3 separate regions of the Mus musculus genome follow, and all the other regions are linked to region 1. A link is a loop called in an ENCODE intact Hi-C map of the cell type or tissue named here. Cell type or tissue: left cerebral cortex. All regions are shown on one strand. Each heading gives the region's core, and the rest is flanking DNA. Links, peaks and the distances in the headings are about the cores only.

Region 1 (7,456 bases), core at 1,253-6,252:
TACACCTTCTTGGTAAAGGTAGGTGGTGATAATTGTGGAGAGGAAAGGCCAGCCAGATCAGAGGGACTGACTGGCTCAAGAGTATCTAGCGGAGCGGCTGGAGAGATGGTTTGCTCTGTCCAAGTGTGAGGACCTGAGTTCAGGTCCCAGGAGCTACCTAGCAAACCAGGTATAGTGCCATGCACATCTGTGACCCCAACACTGTGGGGCGTTGGAGACGAGAGGATTTCTTGGGGTTGCCTGTTGTCTACCTAGCTGAAAACCACGTTAGCTCCAGGTTTAGGGAGAGACCTGGCCTCAGAAGGAATTAGGAGGAGAGAGAGAGAAGGGGACTCCGACTGCTCCCCTCTCAGTTCCATACACACATGTACACATAACGCATACGCCATATGCACCTAGACTGCATTCCCACACTCACACCCACGGGTTGTTTTTTTTTTAAGTATATATAAAAATACATACTGGAGAAGATCCCTTAGGCTGTCACGTGGCATGCCTGTGGAGAACTCATTTGGACTGTGGGCACGTTGCAATTCTTTCACATCATGGCGGTTCAAGCCCATTTCCTCCCTTTCGGTCTCGGCCTTGTGAAAAGCTTCCTCGTGGATGGCCACCAGCTCTTTCACCAGCTCTTTCAGTTGTAAGGCCAGTGAAGTTTTATTTTGAAGTCTTCGTTCTCCTCTTTCTCCTTCACTAGGCTGTGGGGTTTCTCTCCACAGTGGGGTGCTCCACTCGGCTGTGGGGTTGCTCGCCACGGTGGGGTGCTCTCCACCGTGGGGTGCTCCACTGGGCTGTGGGGTTGCCTGCCATTCCTTACTTGCCCTTGGTGCTCCCATGGCCTGACTCCTCCCCCCACGCCCCCCCCCCCAAATCTGGCTCTTCCAATTCACAGCTTCTCCCAGATGCGTTTCAGTTGAAAATATTTCTCCATGAGATAAAGCCTGGCTTTCCTGGTCTCTGGAGCCGGAGCCTGCCCTGATGGTATCCTTCCAGCAGCTGCTGCAGAGAGAATGATTTGAAAACTTCTAGCAGGAAGTGGGCTGGGGAGCCTATATTGCACATCCTTGAACATTTGGATTGTGGGGAGCAGACCAAAGAAGCCTTTGGTCCTCTCTAGCAGCCCTGTTTTCTGTGCACTGGCCAAAGCATCATTGGGAATATGGACCTGTTTTCTCCTTTGAAGTCCTTTACTGAGAACTGAGTGACATTTTTTTCCTGGGAGACACAGACAAACATCTAATGACCCTAGATAGGAAACGAGTGATAGATCCAAGCAATGATACTCCGAAAGGCAAGTTCAAGGAACCTGTGAGTTTATCGGGTCTCCTTGCAAGGGTGAGTGAGAGATTAGTTACAGGGGCAGGATGACTCAAAGGCATCCCTGAGCCCACTCCCAGCCCCAAGCATGGGAGGTACCTCTTAAAAGCTGGAGCTCTGGTGTTTACTGTAGGACTTTAGGTGGCTCAACACGGCACAGAGTCTCTTCCAGGCAGCTCAACTGGTCTGTGCTTCTCCAGCAGCTCTGCTGGTATGTGTCCTGTCCAGCGATCCTTACTGCCTGTAAAACCTTGAGGAGGGAGGGGCTTTGTGTATCTCATCAGTTTCAGGGACTTTCTGAGACTTGTGAGTCGTTTGTTTCCCAAGTCTTAAGGAGTGTCTTTCCAGGATGGAATATTTTAACTCAGAGGAAGTTGCCATACAACACCAAGCAGGTACTGAGGTCAGAGGTCTCAGGTCACTGAGGGCAGAGTAGGCAGCCCTTGACAATACAGAAATGACCTTAACTACACAGATGATCTTTTCCCTAATTCCATTACCCTCTCCAAGTTCTCATGCCCCTCTTTAATTTGCAGATGTTCTGAAAAACGTTGATCCCATCTCAGGGTTAAGAAATATCCTGCATGTGTATGTCTGTCTCTGTCTGTCTCTCTGTCTCTGTCTGTCTCTCTTTGTCTCTCTCTCTCTCTCTCTCTCTCTCTCTCTCTCTCTGTATGTGTGTGTGTGTGTGTGTGTGTGTGTGTATGTGTGTGTGTGTGTGTGTAACGAAGAGTTTTCCCTTTCTTGACTGACAAACTGTCTGCTAGTGGTATGTAACTCTGCCTGGGCATGTTTGGTGAATCCCTCTTATGGCCTCACCATGAGTTGAGGTATGGAAGCTGTGGGGTCCCTCCTGGTAGAAGTCATACCTGGTAAACAGAAACTAAGATAATATCTGCATTCAGGAAGACAGCTTCAGTGGCCACAGGAAGGCCTTAGCCTACCCTTGAACTTGGCCTTTGGCCCATGTCTAATCTTTAGATTCCAGCCAAGACACTTTAGAAAGGAAGTGGATGAGGATTCCTGTAAAGGAGAGAAGCAGGACATATATCTGGTGGCCTTGGGATAGTGATGTCCTGGTGAAGTGGCAGCCAGGTCCACATGTGGCCATTTCTAGTTTAGAAAGCCTAGAAAATAGGATTAGAAAAGGAATGGAAGTTTCCTTGCACAGTGGAACTCTGTGGGACCAGCCTTCAGGACTCCCAGAAATGCAGGATGGATTTTGTTAGAGGGCAGAGACCTGCCTGTGAGAAAAGTGGTGGATGTATATGTTTATGTATGTGTTAATTGTAACGGAGTCCATTTCTCCCTTGCTGTCATAAGGTTTTGAGATTTTTCTTGTTTGCCTGTGTATGGCCATGCATGTTTCTGTGCACACACGTACAAAGGGCACGCTTGTCTGCATGCATCCACGTTCCACCTCTGTGAATGTGGCTGACAATATGCCGTGTCTCAGAGATTACAAAAACTGTGGAGATTAATGGGGCACTCAGAGGCAGTTAACTCCAGAGCTGGCTCACTGACTGAGCAGAAATTCCCATTGTTCTGAAGACAAGCTGCTCCCACTTGATCCCCTCTCAAGAAACAAAAGCCTCCTTTGTGTGCGCCTGTGTTCCTAGGCAAGGGCAGACGTGTGGACGTGTGTCGCAGTAGACAGCACTAGACGCGGACAGATGGTGGTGTGGGTGTGAGTGGCTGGCTCCTGTCTACACAAAGGGAAAAGGGCGGGTTTTTGAAAAATGTCTACTTAGCAGAGTTTTTATTTTCGTGGATTCAGGGACATTTTAGTTAAAGGTGTGAATCCAGGAGCTGTGGGGTGTGAGCTGATGCCGGCTGACGGGCGCGTGGGACCATCTGGGCTGCATGGCGTGTGGTTACTGTCAGCCTGGCTCAACTCTGCCCACTGCCAGGATTAACAAGGGGCCGGCACATGAGTGTAGCACACAGGGAAGGTTGTGAGTGTAACACACGTGGAAGGTGGTGGGGTGGGTAGAGGGAGGTCGGTAGGAGTGAGCTGAGCCAGAGGGTCTCATATGTACCCAGGGGACTTTTAACTTACAGGGAAGACCGAGTGGGCACAGGGAGAGAGGGGCCTGTGCTGTGAAAAGGAGAATTTGTGACTTAGATGTCACACACCATGGTAGGTAGGGCCAGAGGAAATCGGCAGGAGGCAGAAGTCAAGACTGCCAGGAAAGTCAGAGTGTGGGCTCCCCTGGAGAAGGAGGTTCCAGTGGGGCTGGAGAGATGCTCTGCAGACAAGCTCCTAAGCTCTTCCAAGCACTCCGGTCGGATGGCTCACAACCGCCTATAACCCCATTTGCAGGGCACTTGTCTCCCTCTTCTGGTTTTGCAGGCGCCCTCACACATGTGCCCATAATCCACACATACATATACATGATTAAAGATTAAAAGCTGTGCTTACAAACAGGAGCATAACATGGCTGTCCTCTGAGAGGCCCTACCAGCAGCTGACTGAGAGAGATGCAGAGACTTAGAGCCAACCATTAGCCTGGAGTTGGGGACCCTTATGGAAGTACGAGGGGAAGGATTGGAGGAGCTGAAGGGGGTGGGTGGCAACCCCAACCCCATAGGAATGCCAACAATCTCAACTAACCCAGCCCCCTGGGAGCTCCCAGAGACCAACCAAAGAGCATACATGGTCTGGTCAGAGGCCCCTGGCACATAGATAGCAGATGACTGCCTGATCTGGCCTCGGTGGGAGAAGATGTGCCTAACTCTCCAGAGACTTGAGGCCCCAGAGAAAGGGGATGTCTGGGGTCGGGGGCACAGAGGGGAGCACCCTCTCAGAGGCAAAGGGGAGGGGGAATGGGATGAAGAACTATAGGAGGGGGATCAAGAGAGGGGCCAATGTCTGGAATGTAGATAAATAAAATAATTACATTTTTTAAAAAAGAAGCAAAATGGGTGTGTGTGCGCGCGCACGCAGTGGACAGCATAGGACAGGCCATTGTTACTGGTTCTGCTCGCTGTGAGCTGTAGCTCTGGCCCTACCTGCCTGGGGTCAGCACTGCATTACTGAGGACATGGCTGGACATGGCTGAGGCGCACACGAGAGACACACCCTTAAGACTCTCTGTCCTCTTAACTCTCTTCAGGAGGTTTAGCTCGCCATGGAAAGGGGCAGTACCTACACCCTAAATCTATAAGAGCTCACATATGTTAAAATGCGTTAAGACTGGATATAAAAATAGTAATATTAACTAGTGCCCATGATTGGGGATGACAGTAAGTTCTTGAGGTTGTGCAACAAAGAAAAAATGGACGCTCAGGTTCAGGCAGCAAAACATCCACAGATGGAATGAAAATTCATTTTTTTTCTCCTTCAAGAGAATTAAATTCCAAAATCTAGGGAGCAACTGGCCTGCTTTAAAACCCAAACAGACCTACCATGAGCAAGAGAGAGGCTCAGGCGCTCACACTGGTGTGTGGGGTTCGAATCCTTCTCCAAACCCCACTTCTCAGCGGCTTCCTATTTACACTTCCCAGTGCTGCTGTGCAGACCCTTGGACATTTGAAGTCTTCCCTCATGGAAGGGACCCGGGGGACATCTGAGGAATACATACTCGAGGATTCCTCTGATTGTCCTAGTTGCTGGAGAAATGGCACACCAGACTGTCATGCAGTGGTGGTCTCCATGTCACGTTCATTGCCCCCAACCTCATGGATCCATCGTGAAAGGTCTCAAACCTGGGCCACGCACAGTCTCCGTGTGCTTCCAGAGATGACTAGTCCACATATTTTCCTATGCTTGCCCGTAACCTCATACCCATGCTTGGACTCCTCCTCCTCTATGTATGAAGCCATCTCCTACTTCTCTGGACCAATCGAGCCTCCCGGGACTCCACCCACTTCCTTGAATTTGCCTTCCTGTTGCTTTCTGCCTGGTCACCTCAGAGGAGGCGAGTTCAGTCAGGTCCCCGCCCTTCTGCAGGATTCATGTGCCTGGCCCCATGATTGCTCTCCATCTCCTTTTCTGCAGGTTCTTGCCCGCAAGCTCTCCTTTATTACCTTCACAGCATCTGCCCTGAGGGCTCTGTTTATTTCTCTCGAGAATGCTCAAAAATTCTCATTAAAAATGGTATTTTTTTTTTTTTTGCCCCCAACACACCGCGGTTTCTTACTACAACTCTGTTTCCTCGCTGTGGGTTTACTTTTTCATGCAGCTGTACTGTGGCCCAAGGATATTTTGCCCTTTCATTATAGATCAGTACTTTTCAAAATAACTAGAAGTTAGCAGAATAGTTTTATCCTGTTTCTTGCTCAAGAGGGGAGTGGGGGTGGGGTGGGGAAGCAGCTATGTTATGTCTCTTGATTCATCCAGGAAACACGTCTGGGGATGCCCCTGGTGGTCTGGGTGTCTGCACATCTGGGGATGCCCCTGGTGGTCTGGGTATCTGAGAGGCTGTCTTAGTTAGGGCTTTACTGCTGTGAACAGACACCCCAACCAAGGCAACTCTTACAAAGGACAACCTTTAATTGGGGCTGGCTTACAGGTTCAGAGGTTCAGTCCATTATCATCAAGGTGGGAGCATGGCAGCATCCAGACAGACATGGTACAGGCAGAGCTGAGAGTTCTACATCTTCATCTGAAGGTTGCTAGCAGAACACTGACTTCCAGGCAGCTAGGATGAGGGTCTTAAAGCCCACACCCACAGTGAAACACCTACTTCAACAGGGCCATACTTTTTAATAGTGCCACTCCCTGGGCCAAGCATAAACACACCTACAAGCTAGTTGCCAACGGAAGGAGGAGGAATTGGAGAAGGTGGGCAGAGCTTACAGCTGGAGCCCTGATGTAGATGATAGACTGGGGTTCAATGAGGGATCCCGTGTAGCACTGATGTTACGGTCACAGCTGTGTTGCCTCCATGTCTTCGGTACACAGGCCCAAGCTGAACACTCTGCTCTGGTTGGTAGCTGATGCTTCTCATCCGGCATCCCTTTGTAGTCATCGCTGTGATAAACAAACTTTGTTTTGTCTGTGAGATTTAAAGGAAGTTGCTGGTTGGGAGCTGGGAAAAAGAGTTAAGATTGAACTAAAAAAAATAAAATCATTTATGCTTGGACCTCAAGCATGGCTCACTACTGTTTGAACATTTTTATTTGAGTTATCTTTATAAAATGGTCATTCTTGTCTCTTTGTAGGCAATGTTCACAGTAACTTGGCTGCCAGTTGGTGAGAGACTTCAGTCAGACTCCAATGTTCTCATGCCCGCCGGGTTTCTCTTCCCATACTGACCCAACTTCCCTGCTAAGACTTTGACCCCTTCATTTTACTTTTGCTTGCTTATTTTGTGTGAGACAGGTCCTCATGCATACCTGGGCTGAGGTCAGGAGTTTTGCGCTGTAGTTACAATGATCTTGAACTCCTGATTCCCCTGTCTACATCTCCCAGGTGTTGGAATTACAGGCTTGTGCCGTCACATCTGGTTTTCTGTGGGGCTGGAGCCCAGGCCTTCACACATGATTGACAGGCGTTGCTAGGCAATTACTCTAACAATGGAGCTATATGGAGCTATATTCTGGGGCCCTCCATCCCTTCCTGAGGATATCCGGAAACATCCTCATTGTTTCAGAGCAATGACCCTTTCTATTTGAAGATCAAAAGTGTTGATCCGTCTGAACAAGGGGGAGTCAGGAAAAGGCCTGGGTTTAGAGACTGGAAGACCCTCCCCTAAGCCCTTTCTCCCACAAATGCCTCTGGCATCTTGTTATGGTGAGAAGAAAGGGAGATGCCAAGGCTCACAACCCTGTGGGGCTCGTTCATAGCCCAGATAGCTAAGAGCAGCTGTCCCAGAAACCAGTTCCAAAATCCCTCACTTTCAGTACAGACACAGGTTGGAAGAGTCTCAGATGCCGGAGGACAGTCCCACCTGTGGCAGGGCCAAGAGAAGGGAACACTAAGGACGGGAAAGAATGCACGGGCAGGAAGCTCTTCACACCAGCATTGTTAGAGGCCAAGCATGGTCAAGGATACATGGAACATCTATTGCACTGGTAGGGAGATGAAGTCAGGCTGTCTACAAGCTGTTGTCTCCTCTCCTCTCTGCCATATCTATGCACAGATTCTCCAACCGTAGCACACACACCGTTTGCCGTGACTAAGGACCAGCCACTC
Region 2 (7,456 bases), core at 1,093-6,092, 120 kb before region 1:
TGGGAAGGTCTGTCGGTGGAATTTATGTTTAGCCAGGAGGCTGGCTTGGGGAGCCAGGAAGGTGTGACTGGGAATCAGATGGAAGGTATCTAGAGGACAGTTTGAGCTAGGGGCCTGTTCTTTGGCAGGGTCTGAGGAGAAATAGCAGGCAGGGACAGATGGATGAATGAGCGGGCCTCTGGGGAGAGCTTCCTGGCCTCTTTCTCCCAGTGTCCTCACGTCGCCTTTCAATGTCCCTGTGCTGGTACTGGGATGGTGAGGCCTGTTGCATTGGTTTGACTTGAATGTGCAGACCACCTACCCTGACAGAGGGCAGCTCAGGCAGTGACTTAGGACATGTGTATATCACAATTGGGGCCCCTCAGCATCTGCCTGACCCTCTGCTCTTCTGTGCACAGCAGTATCCAGCATGCTCCAAGGTTACAGCTCCGTGGTCCAGGCCTTGCTGGGGACCTTCTTCACCTGGGCAATGACAGCAGCCGGGGCAGCTCTCGTGTTCATATTCTCCAGCGGGCAGGTGAGTCGCTTCGCTTCTGGGGATTGGCAGGGACCCTTTGGTGACCTTTGGAACCTGCCCCTTGCCACACAGCACCGCCGGGCAGCGGCCACACAGGCAGGTGGTGGGATGCTAATTCTTCCCATCTTCCTTGTTTTCTCTCTGTTTCCTTACTAGGCCAGGGAGCAGGCACCCATTAGTGGTACACAAGCCGGGCATTGTCTTCCCCTCACCTGCCCCTGGCACCCAAACTCAAAAGGGCCAGGGGGTGAGGGAGTAGCCATTGTGCCTTCATTAACCTGCTGCCTCATTCCGAGCTCCCGTCTAATTCCCTGCACGCCCAGAGCAGGAGTACTACGCAGGGCCCAAGACGATTAGCTTTCAGGTGGAACTGCCCTCCCTGTGGCCATGATTGAGCTAGACAGTTGGTTAGGGGTTGTGGGAAGGAAGGGGTCTGTTTCTCTACTACCCCAGCCCAGGGCATTTCAGTCCTCCCCACTGGCTGAAGATCGGCAGGCTCCCCTCCTCAATCCCCTGTAGACTTCTGTCTACCCACCTCAGTCCCCACATGCTCTCCCCCCCCCCCCCAATGAATACTGATAGGTCTGCTTCCTCGTTCTCTCTCCTGATAACCTGTGAGCCTGCCCTTGCCATGAGCGCATCCCCTCTCCTGGATGAGCGCTGACAGCCACCTTGTCCATATGCATACTGAGTCTCCTCAGCCCTTCCCCTCATATGTCCTCCGTGCATCCTACAGAGAGCCCCCAGTGTCCTTAGTCACTCTCAGGCCATATGTTCTGGCCTCACATCCTCTCGAGATCTTGTGCATCTCCCCATCTTTTCTTCCTCTGCACCCCACATCCCTGGCATCCCTCATCCACCCTCCCTCTACACACACCCTGCCTTACTCTACACCACAAGCACAGCCTGTGCCCACCTCCTATGCCTGAAATCCCTTTCTCCTCCCACCCTGAGCTGCTCCCAGTTTCAAGCCCAGAGCTACTCATGGCTGTCTTGAAGAATGTAACCCTCGCCTTGCTCAAGGGCAGTTGTAGATGCTGCAGGAGTGGCCCATGAAGAAGGCAACTTAGATCTCTTTAAACACACTGAGCCCTGGATCTAGAAAGGAAAACTTGTGTAGAAAGTCAGTGTCTCGGGCCCCTTGTGTTATAGACCAGTTTGGCAGGTCCTGGCTCCAGCTATACTATCCTGCCTCCCACACTGCTGCCCCCACCCTAACAGGGGGAGGGTGGTTAGCACAAATCTATCATTTGGAGACTTGGGTCTCCAACTACACAACCAGGAATTACAGGGTACTCAAGATTTCAGTGCGTAAGACACCTAGGGAGGCCGAATTCATAGATAGGAATAGAATGGCTTTTGGCAGTAGCTAGGAGGAGGAAGAGAAGAAGAAGGAGGAAGAAGAGGAGGAGGAGGAAGAGGAGGAGGGAGGGAGGAATCGAAAACATCTTGTTTAAAAACATCTTTTTATTGGAATAGATGTACTCAGAAAGGTGCACATTTTATACCTATGCAGTTTGATTATTATTTTATAAAGGCCCATGTATCTGGACCTAGATCAGGTGCCAGCTTCTCACGGTCCCTTCAGGCTCCTTCCCAGTCACCACGCCCACTCAGACTTTCACTCCATGCAAAACACTCCCACGCTGCCCGTCTCTCCTACAGTGTAGACATCACCCCTGTTTGGCTGCTGCTGTCAGGTTCTCTGCTCACATAGCTGCTACTGTTCTGTGTTGGGCTGAATCTACCCTGCTCAGTTCCCAGTTTACTTAATGCTTCTGCCTGTTGTGTACATACATGCATGCACACACACAGTGTGTTCTTTGTGTGTGCAATGTGTGGGCATGTTTTCTCTGCCCTGTGGTATTTGGGTGTTCTTGTTGGTCTATCTGTCTTAAAGAGTCCTTAAAGAGGACTTTGTGCAGTCTCTGGTTTGGGGCTCTTGGTAACAGCGCGTGGATTTGGGGATTCCCAGAATGCATTTCTGTCATTTCTCAGCAGTGACGAGTATACTGCAGTCACTTGCTGTCAGTCCCACTACACGGCTTTCTGTGTGACGTGGCTGTGCCAGTTTGTGTCCCCACCCGTGTGACTGTTTGTGTTGCTCCAGTGTTCCTCACTAGCCCTTGGTCATTTCCACATTTTAGATCAACTACTTCCTAAGGGCATTAGGGGTGCTGGGTAAGAAATAAGGTGTGGGCCTGTGCATTCCAAGACCACCTCTCCTGCCAACTTCTGGTTGACACTGGAATGGGTGTCATGTTTAACTGTGTCCATGTCTTCCTCCTCCTTCCCCTGTTTTTGGCCCATTCTGTAAGGTCAGGAGGTCACCACCAGCTTAGAAGTAGGTCAGTGACCTTTGAGCCCTTTGGGCTTTATGACAGTCTCCGTACTGATGCCACACACACCATCCTGTGGTCCTTGGAGACTGAAACATCTCCCTTTTTCATTTGCAGAGGCGGATCTTAGACGGAAGCCTGGGCTTTGCCGCAGGGGTGAGTTCACAGTGGGTGAAGTGTGTTGATTCTAATCTTTCCCTCCCTGGGGCTGGTGCCAGCCCTTCTCCACACCCGTCCTGATGTGCTCTCTGTAGGAGCTAACTCCTCCTCTGACTGTCTTCACTCCCCAGCTTACGAGGTACTCTCTACTCTTTCCATGGAGAAGGGAGTGGTTCAGGACTTAGGAAATAAGATGACATCAAGACTAGCCTGATAAATGACAGGAATTTAATGTCTCCTTTTCTTCTCCTTGAAGGGCGTTCAAAAGGATTTTTTTTTGTATCTTTATTATGTGTATGTGTCGGGGGCGGGGTCTCGGGTGGTGTGTGCATCTGAGTACAGGTGCCCCCTCCACAGGTCAGCGATGTCAGACCTCACTAGAGCTGAAATTACAAGAGGTTGCAAAGCTCCTGCTATGGGTGCTGGGAATCGAACTTGTCATCTGTAAGAACAATATGTGCTCTTGACTGCTTCCCCGTCTCTCCAGCCCCAGGAATTTTTATTTTAGGTACTTTAAAGCACACAAGAAAAAAAAAATCACCCATAATCTTTAGCCTCACTACGCAGTACCCACCTTCAGTCATGATTGACACTTGGCAAATCTCATTTTATCTGTCTCCCTTCTGCCTTCTTGGGAGCTGAGAATGTTTTATAAAAGCAAATCCCAGATCCATGTAATTTCACCTGTAAATTCAATATGTATCTCAAACTGAGTGACTTCCTGTGAAACCGCGAATCAGTATGGCAGCGTCTCATCTGACAGAAGGCAAACAGCGATTCTTCTCTGTGAGCGAATGCCCGAGCCGTGTTCACATTCCAAGGGGGCCCCCCCGCGAGATTGTTCTGCAAGAGCGGATCCAAAGAGAATTTGCTGGCTGTTTTCTCTAAGTCGCTCAGGTCTCCCCCATTGCGACCCCCCCACAAGCTGGTAATTTGTTGGAGAAGCTGGGCCTTTTTTGTTTCTAGAAGGTTCCACATTCTGAGTTTGGTGGGTCCTTCTGTTCTTGATCTCTGCAAACTCAAGAGATAGTCCTAGAGGCTTAGTTCAGATTTTATCTTTTTTCAAAAATCATTTCAATGAGCCAATCGATTGTGCCTGCATGTGAGCGTACCTGTGCCACAGCATATGTGTAGAGGTCAAAGGGCAGCTTGCAGGAATTGGTTTACTACTACTGCCATGTGTGACCTGAGAATCAGACTCTCGTTTTTAGGTTTGAAGGAAAGCTTCCTCCCCTGCCCCCGCCCCCCCCCCCCCAGCAACTTTGCAAGCCCGGATTTTATTTTTCATGTGTGAGCACATTATGGTGGTGCTGTATAGTCCAGCTGTATGGCTGTATCAGAAGGCACAGACTGGGGGCTTTCTCTTTGAGTAGAGCAGAGCGCGGTTCTTACTGCCGTCTCCATAGTCCTTTGAGCTGGAAAAACTTGTTTTGGGGTGGGACCTCGCTGAAGTCATCTAAGCCACTGACTGTCAGACCAGAGCCTGTCCTTAGGGAACCTGGAGATTCCCAAGCTATAAACAGGTGCACAAGAGTTGTAGCAGAATCCATCCCTAGGCCTTCAGCTTGCATATATTCCTCTCCATAAAACTCCTCTGCCTGAAAATGCTCTGGAAGCCAGCTCTCTTTCCAGCCGTCTCCAGACAGAAGACCTCAGCCTTGCCTTATTTCAGCAGTAAAAACTCCTGGCAGAAGTTGAGATTTAGGGTCACATTACCCCCCTTTTAGGCATGCCTCCTGTGGCCTATGGACGGCTCATAAAGCCCCATTTTTCAAATGTTCGGTTACCACCCAACATTACACTTACAGAGCTGTGAGGGTTATTCCATAGCAACTTGGTAGGACTCTGAGCTTCCTGCCGAGCGATCCCATTTGACAAGCTGGTATGTTGTAATGTGTGAAGATCCTGAGAGCCCTTCTCCAGCCATTGTTCCAGCCTCACCTCAGGCTCCTCCACAGCACTGTTGTTAAGTGATGGGTGAGATCCTTAGGGTTGGCATCATGCCAGCCTCTCACCTTTTCTGTCTTTGGACTCAGCCCGACTCTCATGGCCCCCAAGTGCTAGCGATCTCTGAAGGCTCAAGGGTATTGTGGTGGCATCTCTGGCCCCAGCCTCCCCTTTGCCCCCTCTACATGTGCAGTCATGATGGAGGGTGGCCTGTTCAGCAGTTCTAACGCCTGACAGGCAATGCTAGGAGAACAGTCTATGGCGAGATGAGGGGGCGAGGCACAGTAGGGAGAGAGCCAATCGGGAAGAAGACAGATTATTGTTGTTATGATTGTATTTTTCCGTTTGATTTCACGCTCAGACTTCCAGTGTGACTGTAAACAGTGTGAGGGAGGGAATGACTTATGTCACCGTCTCCTCCACAGGGCTGGGATGCAGTGATGTTTGTCTTGGTGGAAGGGTCCCTTGCTTTCTCTTGCCCTAATGAGTACCCGGGGTGGCGTGACCCCTAAGGTCATGAGTCCTTCCTCTGTAGTCTCCCGAATAGTCACCACCCTTCTGCGTAGCCCACTCCCCCCATCTTGCTTGTACTGTACCCAGTTAGTGTGAAGGGGTGGCTTACCCCTAGCCTGCATTCCTGCCCGGCTCCCCTTTATTCCCCTGCCCTGCTTTGTAGGTCTGGGCCCACTGTGCAGATTGGCTACAGTATCCTTGGGATACTGTACATGGTCCTTATTGATCATGATGCCCCCATTGTCCCTGTAAGGAGATGGTGAAATTGATGTGAACAGGAGAGAAAAGGCCCAGAGATCAGGTATGGCTCAGTTGAAGAGCACATATGTAGCATGTACAAGGCCCAGGGTTCAATCCCCACCATTTCCCCCAAATGAAACAAACACCCAGAGATTCAGGCTACACTTTCACATGGCCCTCTGTATGTTGAGTCACCCCACCTCTGTAGGTTCTCTGTTGGAACTGGTAGATGTCTAGTAGCTGCCCCTTTAATGGTACTGGCTCAGGCCGGTGCTCACAAGATGCTCTTTTTTAGCACGACTGAGCCATGTCGCACCCGTCTGTCCAGCCAGTAGCTCCTCTCTCCATTCATCCAGCGGAAACCTGTTCCAATTCCCTCACCGTGTCAACTTCTGCCTGTCAAGAAGTTGTGATCCATGGGAGGGGTGTGCCAACCAGTCTGGTGGGCTAAATCCACCTGCTTCCTGTTCTTGTGAATGTAGACAGTGCACGGGAGCGAGCCACGCCTACATGTCACAGTGCCTGTGGCTGCTTTTGCATCACTGAGCTCCAGTTGAGCCTGTGGCTCACAAAGCCAGAGCTGTCCGTTCTTTGGACTTTAAAAAAAGTTTGCTGGTTCCTGAGGTGGTGTTGGGGGCTGGGTATTCCGAGGGTCTGGTGGCGGTGTGAATAGCCAAAAAGGAAAAGACCACTGCTCTGATCCACTGGGCCCAACTGTGGGTTCTAGAATGCTCTCTGGAGTGTCTAGTGTTCCTGAGTAGGTGATTTCCTGGGAAACGCTGGGTTTGTGTGGACCTTGCAGAAGAGGCTTGGTCCTTTTTCCTTCCTTCGCCGAGGTCCTGCGAAGCCTTCAGAGGATGGCTTTGTAGCGTAGTGTGGTGACTTATGCGGACTCTTACACCATTTTTCATGTCACCTAGGACACAGAGTTTCAGGACTAGAGAGATGGTCCAGTTAAGAATGTGTGCTGCTCTCTCAAAATACCTGAGTTTGGTTCCCAACACCCACATTGGGCAGCTCACAACTGACTCCACGGGGGTAGGGATGTGACTCCTCTGACTTCCCTGGACTCCGTGGGCACCTGTACTCTCTTGCTTACATCTTCACAGAGATACAGACATGCACAGAATTCAATTATAGTAATAAATCTTAAGAAGGAGGTCTCCAGAGATGGTCAGGGCCAAGGCGTTGTAATGGTCAATGTTGACTGTGAACTTGATGGGACGTAGGATCAGAGGGAAACAAACCTCTGGAAGTGTCTGTAAGGGAGCGTCTACAGCAGTTTACCAAAAGTGGGAAGATGCACCGCCCCACAGACCAGGGTCCTGGACTGACCACAGGGAGAGAATGAGCTGAGGACCAGCATCCCTCTCTTCTGCTTGCTGCCTGTGAAAGCAGGGGACTAGCTGCCTTTTGTCCTTGTTGTCATGATGTCCCCCCATCCCCTGCCATGGCCGACGGCATCCCCTCAGACCATAAGCCAGAATAAACCTTAAGTTGCTTTTTAACTGGGTATTTTGTCATGGCACTGAGAGAAAGGGACTAATTCCAGTGTGTAATGGGAGATTGTGAAAGCAAGCCACGATTTCAGCACAAACCCAGCTCAGTTTTACAGCTGCCTTTCTTAGCACTGGCCTAGCAGAGCCGTTTGCCCTGGAGCCTTTGGCTGTTGAGTTAAGTAGCCCGGGTCTGGGAGTGGTTGCCTTCACACCTATGTAGTAGTAGGCTGCATGTTGCAATC
Region 3 (7,456 bases), core at 1,093-6,092, 100 kb after region 1:
CTGTTTGTTTATTTGCTTGCTTGTTTGTTCTGGTGGTGCTAAGGCTTGGCCATTGTGGCGAAGGGTCCTCCTCCTGCTCAAGGATATATGTGTTTGTCATACTGAACACGGTTGAAGAAAAGGTAGCATTTGCTCACACCAATAACCCGAGCACTTGGGAAGCTGAAGCAGGAGGATTGCTATGAGTTCCAACCTGAGCTACAGAGTGAGACACTGTTTCAAAAACATGTCAAAAAAAGCAAGAAGGAGGAAAGGAGGAGGAAAAGGGGAGGCAGGCTGAGGAGACGCTACATCACCAAGTGCTTGCCACACAAGCAGGGGAGCCATATTCAGATCCTCGGCACCCGAGTTTAGTCGCTGAAATCTCTGCTGGGGAAACAGCGGCACACAGATCTCACTGGCCAGCCAGGCCAGCCAAATCAGTGGACTTCAGGTTAAATGAGAGACAGTCACAAGCAAACAAAAATGGTGGCAAGCAACTGGGAAGGTACCCAGTGTTGACACCGGGTGTTTCAACACACATCACCAATGCAACTTAGGAGAGTAAAGAGTTTATTTTACCTTCTACTTCCAGATAGCAGTCTATCATCCAGGGAGTCAGGGCAAGAACTCAAAGTGGGAGCCTGAACTCAAGCCTGCTTGCTAGTCTACACAGCAGTACCTTTAGTCAGGGAACTCACACACAGCAGAAACCATGGCGGAACTCTGCTTTCTGGCCAGCTCGCAGACCTATGCTTTGCTAGCTTTCTTACATAGTCCAGGACCACCTATGCAGGGAATGGTGCCGCCCATAGTGGGCTGGGCCCTCCTCCACCAATGAACATTCATGACAGTTTCTCTGAGACATGCCGCCATCCAGTCTGATCTAGGGAATGCCTCTCAGTTGGCTTCCTGTTCAGGTGGTTTCTAGACTGTGTTAAATTGGCAGCTAAAGCTAATGAGAACAGGCAGCATGGCGACTTGGGAGTTAGCGCTGCTCTTTGGGATGGAGCAGACATGCAGCTGCAAAGAATAACTTGTCAGGACACGATTGGATTTTATATATACTTGATTTTTTGCTACCTCAGAAAGCACTTATACCTACCGCTGCCCCCCCTCCCCCAGGATACTGAACATTTTGTATTTGAACATATAATTGTCTAAATTACTAGGATAGTCTGTGGAAAGGAATACAGGCTGTAGAATCCCAGGATTTCAGCTTACAGAAAGAGAATTCCCTTAAAACCTTCAAGGTATGCCAGCAAGAGTGACGAGGGGCCAGGGATGGCAGCCGACACCTATCATCTCATTAGCGGCCAGGAGGATTGCCCCAAGTTTGAGGTCAGCCTCAGATACAAAGTGAGTTCTAGACCAGCCTAGGCCCATGTGAGACCCCGTTGGGGCGATGGCTGAGTAGGTAAAGGACTTGCTATACAATCGCGTGGACCTGAGTGTGGATCCTCAGTGTCCATGTAAAAGCCAGGCATGCATGCCAGTGTGCCACTGTAAGCCAAGGGCCAGGGAGGCAGAGACAGGAGGATGCCAGAAGCTCCCTGGCCGGCCGGTGAATTAGTGTGTTCTAAGTTTAATTCCAGACCCTTCTTCAAAACGCAAGAGGGAGAGTAAGTTGAGAAGATAGTTGGTAGCAACCTCTGACCTCCATGTGCGTGTGCACATACTCACACATATATGTGTATGTGTGTGTGTATGTGTGTATGTATGTGTGTGTGTATATATACATATATACACACACACACATACAAACTCAAACAAGTACATATATTTACAACATTTAGGTACACCAAAATGGAGAGAAGGGAGGAGGGAGGGAGGAGGGAAGGGAGGGAAAGAGGGAGGGAGGGCAAATCATAAATGATAATAGCAAAACCCTTCAGAACCTCTTGAGGTATGTTTGTCCCAGTAAGTTGATGCAGGCAGACTCGCTGAACCTCTCTGCTTAGAAGCTACCCCGGGGACCCCTGTCATACACCCGCAGGTCACTTTCCCTAGCATCTTCACCTCCCATCTGGATACGTATCTCATCTCCTCCCTTTGTGGGAAGAAGGGGTCCGTGACAGATGTAGAAATCACTGTGTAAACTCCTGGCCATCGAGGAATGTCCTGGGTGCCTTCTAGTCATGCAAAGCACCTCAGATCCCATCCTGAATTTTCTACCGCTTGGAAGCAGTTGAACGTTGGGGGGCATGTTGAGGGGCCTCATCCTGGTATCTAGAGCAGCTTCTCTATCTTGATGGAAAGACAGGATGTGAGGTCTAAAATAAGACATGTGTAGGAGGGCATATAGCACATTTGCCTTGGAAATCGGATTATATTTACAGTAAGATAAGAAGATAAATGTAAAATTCCATTGGCATGGGCTGTGGGGCGATTGCATGGAAGTGCCAGGATCGAAGGCATCTGCAGTTACAGTGTTAGCTAAGAATAGAACGTTCCATGGGCTCTTCTGATGCATTCCCAGTCTTTGTTGAGGCTCTCCATATGCTTATGCATAGGGTAGGGTGACGCTTCCATCAGATTCTGGCTCCCAGCCCCTGCCTCCTATTTTTCCATCTACAAGATTATACCCCATGGTCCCTGCTCATGTCCATGTGCTTATAGGGGTGGTATATATGCATAAGTGTGTGTGTGAGGGTGGAGGTACATGTTGGCCGTGGGGACCTTGGCTGTCACTCTTCGGCTGCTGGTGGTCCATCTTGTTTGGAGCAGACTCTCGGGAGCCTGGAGCTTGCTGATTGGCTAGCTCTAGGGATCTTCTGGGCATCTCCTCCCAAATACTGGGGTTATAGATATGTTCTACTGCATCTAGACTTTTAAAGCGTGGGTTCCGAGGGATTGGATCCATGTGCTTTGTTGTCTGAGCCATTTCTCTAACTCAGGAACTTGTGTTTCTTGGGGTGCATGTTAAATGGTCCTGTGACACATAGTGGCTTTTGTAAGACAGAAGAGTGTTTGTGGCCCGTGAGTCTAAGGGCTTCATTCTAGCTGCAAGGGAGGCAGGGTGGGAGCTTTTCTTTAACAGTCCTTGTCCCGCTAAAACTCCATTCCCGGGAAAGGGAGGCAGAACGGCTGAAGCGGGACCCAGTCTCCCATATGCCGATGTTACTAGGATGCACACAGCCAAGTACCTGACAAGCAGCGACTTGAAAGTTTAACCAGCTCTCAGCTTTAAAGGGCAGGGCAGGGAAGGGGGCGAGGGTGAGCACGGGGCTGCTTGCTCACATCTGGACAGATCAGGAAGCAGAGACAAGACAGACAAGACAGGAAGTGAGGCTGGACTATAAACCCCAAAGTCCCGTCCCCACCCTCCACCAGTGACCCACTTCCTCCAGTGAAATTCTACCTCCTAAAGATTTCAAAGCCTCCCAAATCAGCTCCCTGAGCTGGGGATGGGGGGTGGGGTGGGGGTGGGCGTGTTCATATGTGAGAGCACAGGAGCCTGAGAGAGGCATTTGGCATTGGATCCATAACATGAGTTATCTGATAGGGCAGAGGCAACAGAGAGTAGGCAGAACTTGGCTGTTGATTGGCAGGAGGAGCAGGAGAGAAGGGTAATAAATCACTCCTCCCCTCTTCCAGCTTAGGAAACCAACGCTGGTCTCAGGGGAAGCAGGAAGTACTTAATAAAGGAAGTAAAGGAGTGGAGAAGAGGTCTGTGGTTGGGACGCGTTGCTAAGAGCCCCCGAATGCTTCCCTGGGGGAAGTAGTCAGCTCTTGAACTTGGCACACCGCAGGAAGGACCTGGCCAGTGACATGGGGAGAGGCAGCCTGGGCTGGCTTAGTAGAAGGCCTTCCCACACAGCCCTGACTGTGCTCCCTCCTTGGCTGTCTTCATCCACTTAGCATATTATAGCAAACACCATTACATTCCACGCCTCAGGAAAAACAGACACGACTCCTCGCGGCTCCGGAGGCCCAGGTGACCAAGACACGGGAGGCAGCAGATTCAATGTCTGGTTCATGCCTGACATTTTTGCTGTGTCTTCACAGGACGGGAGGGACTGTTGGGTTCCCTTAGGCCACTTTTAGGAAGGTGCTAAACTCATTCCTGAGAGCCCCATGCTCCAATCAAATCACCCCTTAGACCCACCTCTTGATAGCTTCACGGTGGGGCTTAGAATTCCAGGGTGTGAATGTGGAGAGGAGACCACCCATTCAGCCCGCTGCACCGTCCTCCTGACACTCTGTTCCAGCCCCAGGCTGTGTGTGGTCCAACTGAGCTTCTCCCCTTCAATCGAGAAGCCATACCTTCTGATGATGCTCATCTCTGAGTGGCAGCTCTTTGAAGAGCCCTTCTCCTCCCCTAGTCAGCTCCTACACATCCCTTTCCATCCAACTCGAGAGCCACATCCCATCAGGAGAACCTTCATGACAAGGACCACGTCTCACCCGATTTTAGTTCCCAACACAGCGGAACAGAAGGACACAGGGCCCTCCCGAGTCTGAGGGACCTCCTTGGAAGCACAGGGTTTTCTCTGGGAAGAAGAAATGAATGCCGGGTTTAACAAAACAAAAGCTGGCTGCAGTATCCACAGGCAGAGAGGCAGCAGGTGGCAGGTTCTTGTGAAAGGGTCTAGTTACCCTGGTGCTATAGAGTGACACACTGGAGCTCAGCATGCTGCGGGGCGGGTTACACTCATCCCACTGTGAGGTGACCTGCTGTCAGTAGGTGAACAAGGCAAGTTGAGAGGCACCTGCGGACAGAAGACAGTCCTGCCTCACATGTTAGTGGGGAGGATCAAGAGGCACATTAGCGTGGAAGATTAAACGCCAGGTTTGAATCAGTCGGATTGTGTAATATTAGACAAAACAATGATTTTGTCCCTGCAGGGCCAGTGTAGGAGAGCGATGACTCTCAGAAAGGCAGAAAAGACACAGGTTCATTTTGAGACAGTTTTATGAGGCAGGGCATGTGTTGGGGGTGCACAAGATAGGTCAGAATTCATGTAAAGCTTTTCCTTTCTTGTCATGTGGACCATGGTGCCACATAGACACCCAGCTAGAGCTTGTGACCGTGACCCTCACTAGTCCATAGAGGGCTGGGGACGTGTGCAACTTCTTTCTGTAGAAGCTTCACTGACAGTTGAGACACTGGATCGGGGAGGATGCCTACAGTTACTAACGGCGGCATGGCCGCTCCTTCTGTGGTACCCAAGAGGGAAGCCAGTGCCACGATTCTGAGCCAGAACTGCAGCAAGCTTTAAAATACAATACGGGTCAGGATGGACTTTGGTCACGACCACTCCCTGGAATCCCCAGCTGAGTGATGACAAGATATGTGTTATAGGGGCAAAAGCATAAAGCCACTGTATTTTCCCATGTGGCTTTGTTATTTTCCAAGAACTACAACTCCCAGCATTCCAGGAACTTACACGGTCGGTGGGCATGTGGGGCTTATAGGTAAACTTTGGCTCAGACAGTAGGTATGGGCTCTTACAGAAGGTTTATCCTACATATGAGAGAGAAACCAGCCAAAGGCATCTTTCCAGCCTGAACATGGCCGTGAGAGGAAGGGGTGAGGGAGAACGAGAAAGGAAAAGAGAGAGGAAGCAAAGAGAGTCCCTGGGAACCCAGACCAAGAGGACACCGGACACCAAACCAAAGTGGCTGGCTTATGCAGGAATCAGATTAGCTCAGGGGTTGGAGAGATTCAGGGTAGGGGGCAGGGTGAGAAGTGCTGAGAGGAACCAGGGCTCCAACAGGTATTGGCCAATGCCGAGAATCTGGCAGCCAGTGTCTGCCTTGATTTGTTAAATAGACACCTCAGACATAGGTTAATGGAGGAACAATGATATCTTTTTTGTATTTATATTTATATCTTTTGCCAAAGATTAGGACAGTGCTTGCTGTTAACAAATGACAACCATCTTCTTTAAGTCTCTGAGAGAGTGTCGACTCTTGTCTAAATGCCAGACTTTGGGAAAAGGCATGATGTCTTGAGACCTAACGCAGTAGGTGGTACACACTGGTCTCAGATGGTAAAGAGCTTGCTGTGTAAGCCTGAGAATTGGAGTCTGATTCTCCAAAACCCGGGTCAAAAACCTGGGCATGATTGAATGCACTTAACCATCCCAGCCCTGCGGAAGTGGAGGCAGGCTGGTCCCTGGAGCTCACCAGCCCGCCAGCCAACCCAGCATAACTGGACAGCTCCAGGCTCCACTTTAAAAGAACACAATGTGCCCAGTGTCTGGGTGGCCTCCACCCATGTGTGTAGTATGTGTATCTACACACGCACACATGCATGAACACACACACGCACACATGCATGAACACACACATGCACACATGCATGAACACACACACACGCACACAACGATACTTGGTGGAGTGGAGGGTGGTTCTTTTGCCACCTTTTTCTGCTTCCCTTTACAGAGAGGTCGCTTCAAACTGCCCCAAAAATGGGTGTGGCAGAGTTAGGCAGAGAGGATCCTGTAGCTGCCGTAACAAGTACTATAAACACGGCAGATGGGGGTGAAACACCAAATTCAAGGTATCAGTAGGGCTGATCTCTTCTGGAGGTTCTAAGGGGGAACTGAGCACACCTGTTCCCCCAACTCAGGGGACTCCTGGCGGTCCTTAGAGTTTTGGGCTTGCAGACACACATCCCTCCCGGCTCTGAGCCTGACTTCTCTGTATATCAGTGTCTGTTTCCCTAGCTTTCCTTTGAGAGAGTTACTGGATTTAAAGTCCACCCTAAGGTGGGCGATCTCATCCCAAGGTCCTTGCCTGTATTACATCTGCCAAGAGCCGAGTTTCAGTTCAGCTCATGGTCACAGAGACAGGGTTAGGCTTAGTGGAGGAGAGCAGAGGGGAGTGAAAGAGCCTTTTTATCAGTAGAATCCTTGTGATTTTTTTTTCCCCCACTAATGGTGCCAGATGGAATGTGAAGTGGATCCCGCGGTCTGAAGCACCCATTTTCTAAGACACTAGCACGTTGTGTCTAATGCTGCTAACGGCATCCCTCCAGCTCCCGTGTAGGCTCAGGCTAAAAGTAGAGATGGCTCAAGGTTAAAGCCCTTGCCGTGCACACTTGAGGCCCAGAGTTCAGATCCAGAATCTAAGTAAGTGCTGAGTGGGTGTGTGTGTCCCTCCTGTCATGAAAGTGCTGAGTGGGTGTGTGTGTCCCTCCTGTCATGTAAGTGCTGAGTGGGTGTGTGTGTCCCTCCTGTAAACTCCAGCCTCAGAAAATGAAGGCAGGCCTCCTAAAGCCTAACTGTAGGAAACAGGTGTTTAAAACATGAGTCTGCGGGAGACATTTCAGAGTCAAACCATAACTAACACATACACACACACACACACACACACACACACACACACACACACGAACAGTTGTGTTTGCATATGTGTATGTGTCCCCGTGTGAAGGCCAGAGGTCAACCTTGCATGTCATTCCTCCAGAGCCATCTACCTTGCTTTGTAAGACAAGGGTTCCTTACTGTGACCTAGAATTTCACAATTC

Evidence for each region. Hi-C counts contacts between places; a loop is a spot of excess contacts. Peaks named below come from ENCODE experiments on the same cell type or tissue, not always from the same donor. Only the 100,000 strongest peaks of a DNase experiment are listed, where the experiment ranks them.
Region 2: a loop joins it to region 1, with 2.3 times the contacts of the local background. A loop is called at or near these places in 2 of 42 quality-filtered maps.
Region 3: a loop joins it to region 1, with 6 times the contacts of the local background. A loop is called at or near these places in 2 of 42 quality-filtered maps.

The regions. Positions count from the first base shown.
Region 1 is chr11:113,435,283-113,442,738 of GRCm38, reverse strand. The region is part of intron 5 of Slc39a11 (solute carrier family 39 (metal ion transporter), member 11); the gene reads left to right. Among named protein-coding and RNA genes, the nearest start is that of Gm51928, 20 kb to the left of the region's middle. In left cerebral cortex, for the core only: a CTCF peak has its summit at 3,639 (motif pointing left); DNase peaks (open chromatin) are centred at 3,048 and 3,573; H3K27ac peaks cover 409 bases.
Region 2 is chr11:113,555,067-113,562,522 of GRCm38, reverse strand. Slc39a11 (solute carrier family 39 (metal ion transporter), member 11) reads left to right here. Exons shown (of 10, transcript NM_027216.5): 2 at 399-517; 3 at 2,974-3,012. The coding sequence starts at 410. Among named protein-coding and RNA genes, the nearest start is that of Slc39a11, 7.0 kb to the left of the region's middle. In left cerebral cortex, for the core only: no CTCF peak of the experiment used is centred there; DNase peaks (open chromatin) are centred at 1,383, 2,160, 2,531 and 3,059.
Region 3 is chr11:113,330,858-113,338,313 of GRCm38, reverse strand. The region is part of intron 6 of Slc39a11 (solute carrier family 39 (metal ion transporter), member 11); the gene reads left to right. Among named protein-coding and RNA genes, the nearest start is that of Gm51926, 6.1 kb to the left of the region's middle. In left cerebral cortex, for the core only: no CTCF peak of the experiment used is centred there; DNase peaks (open chromatin) are centred at 2,406, 2,826, 3,534 and 3,776; H3K27ac peaks cover 2,541 bases.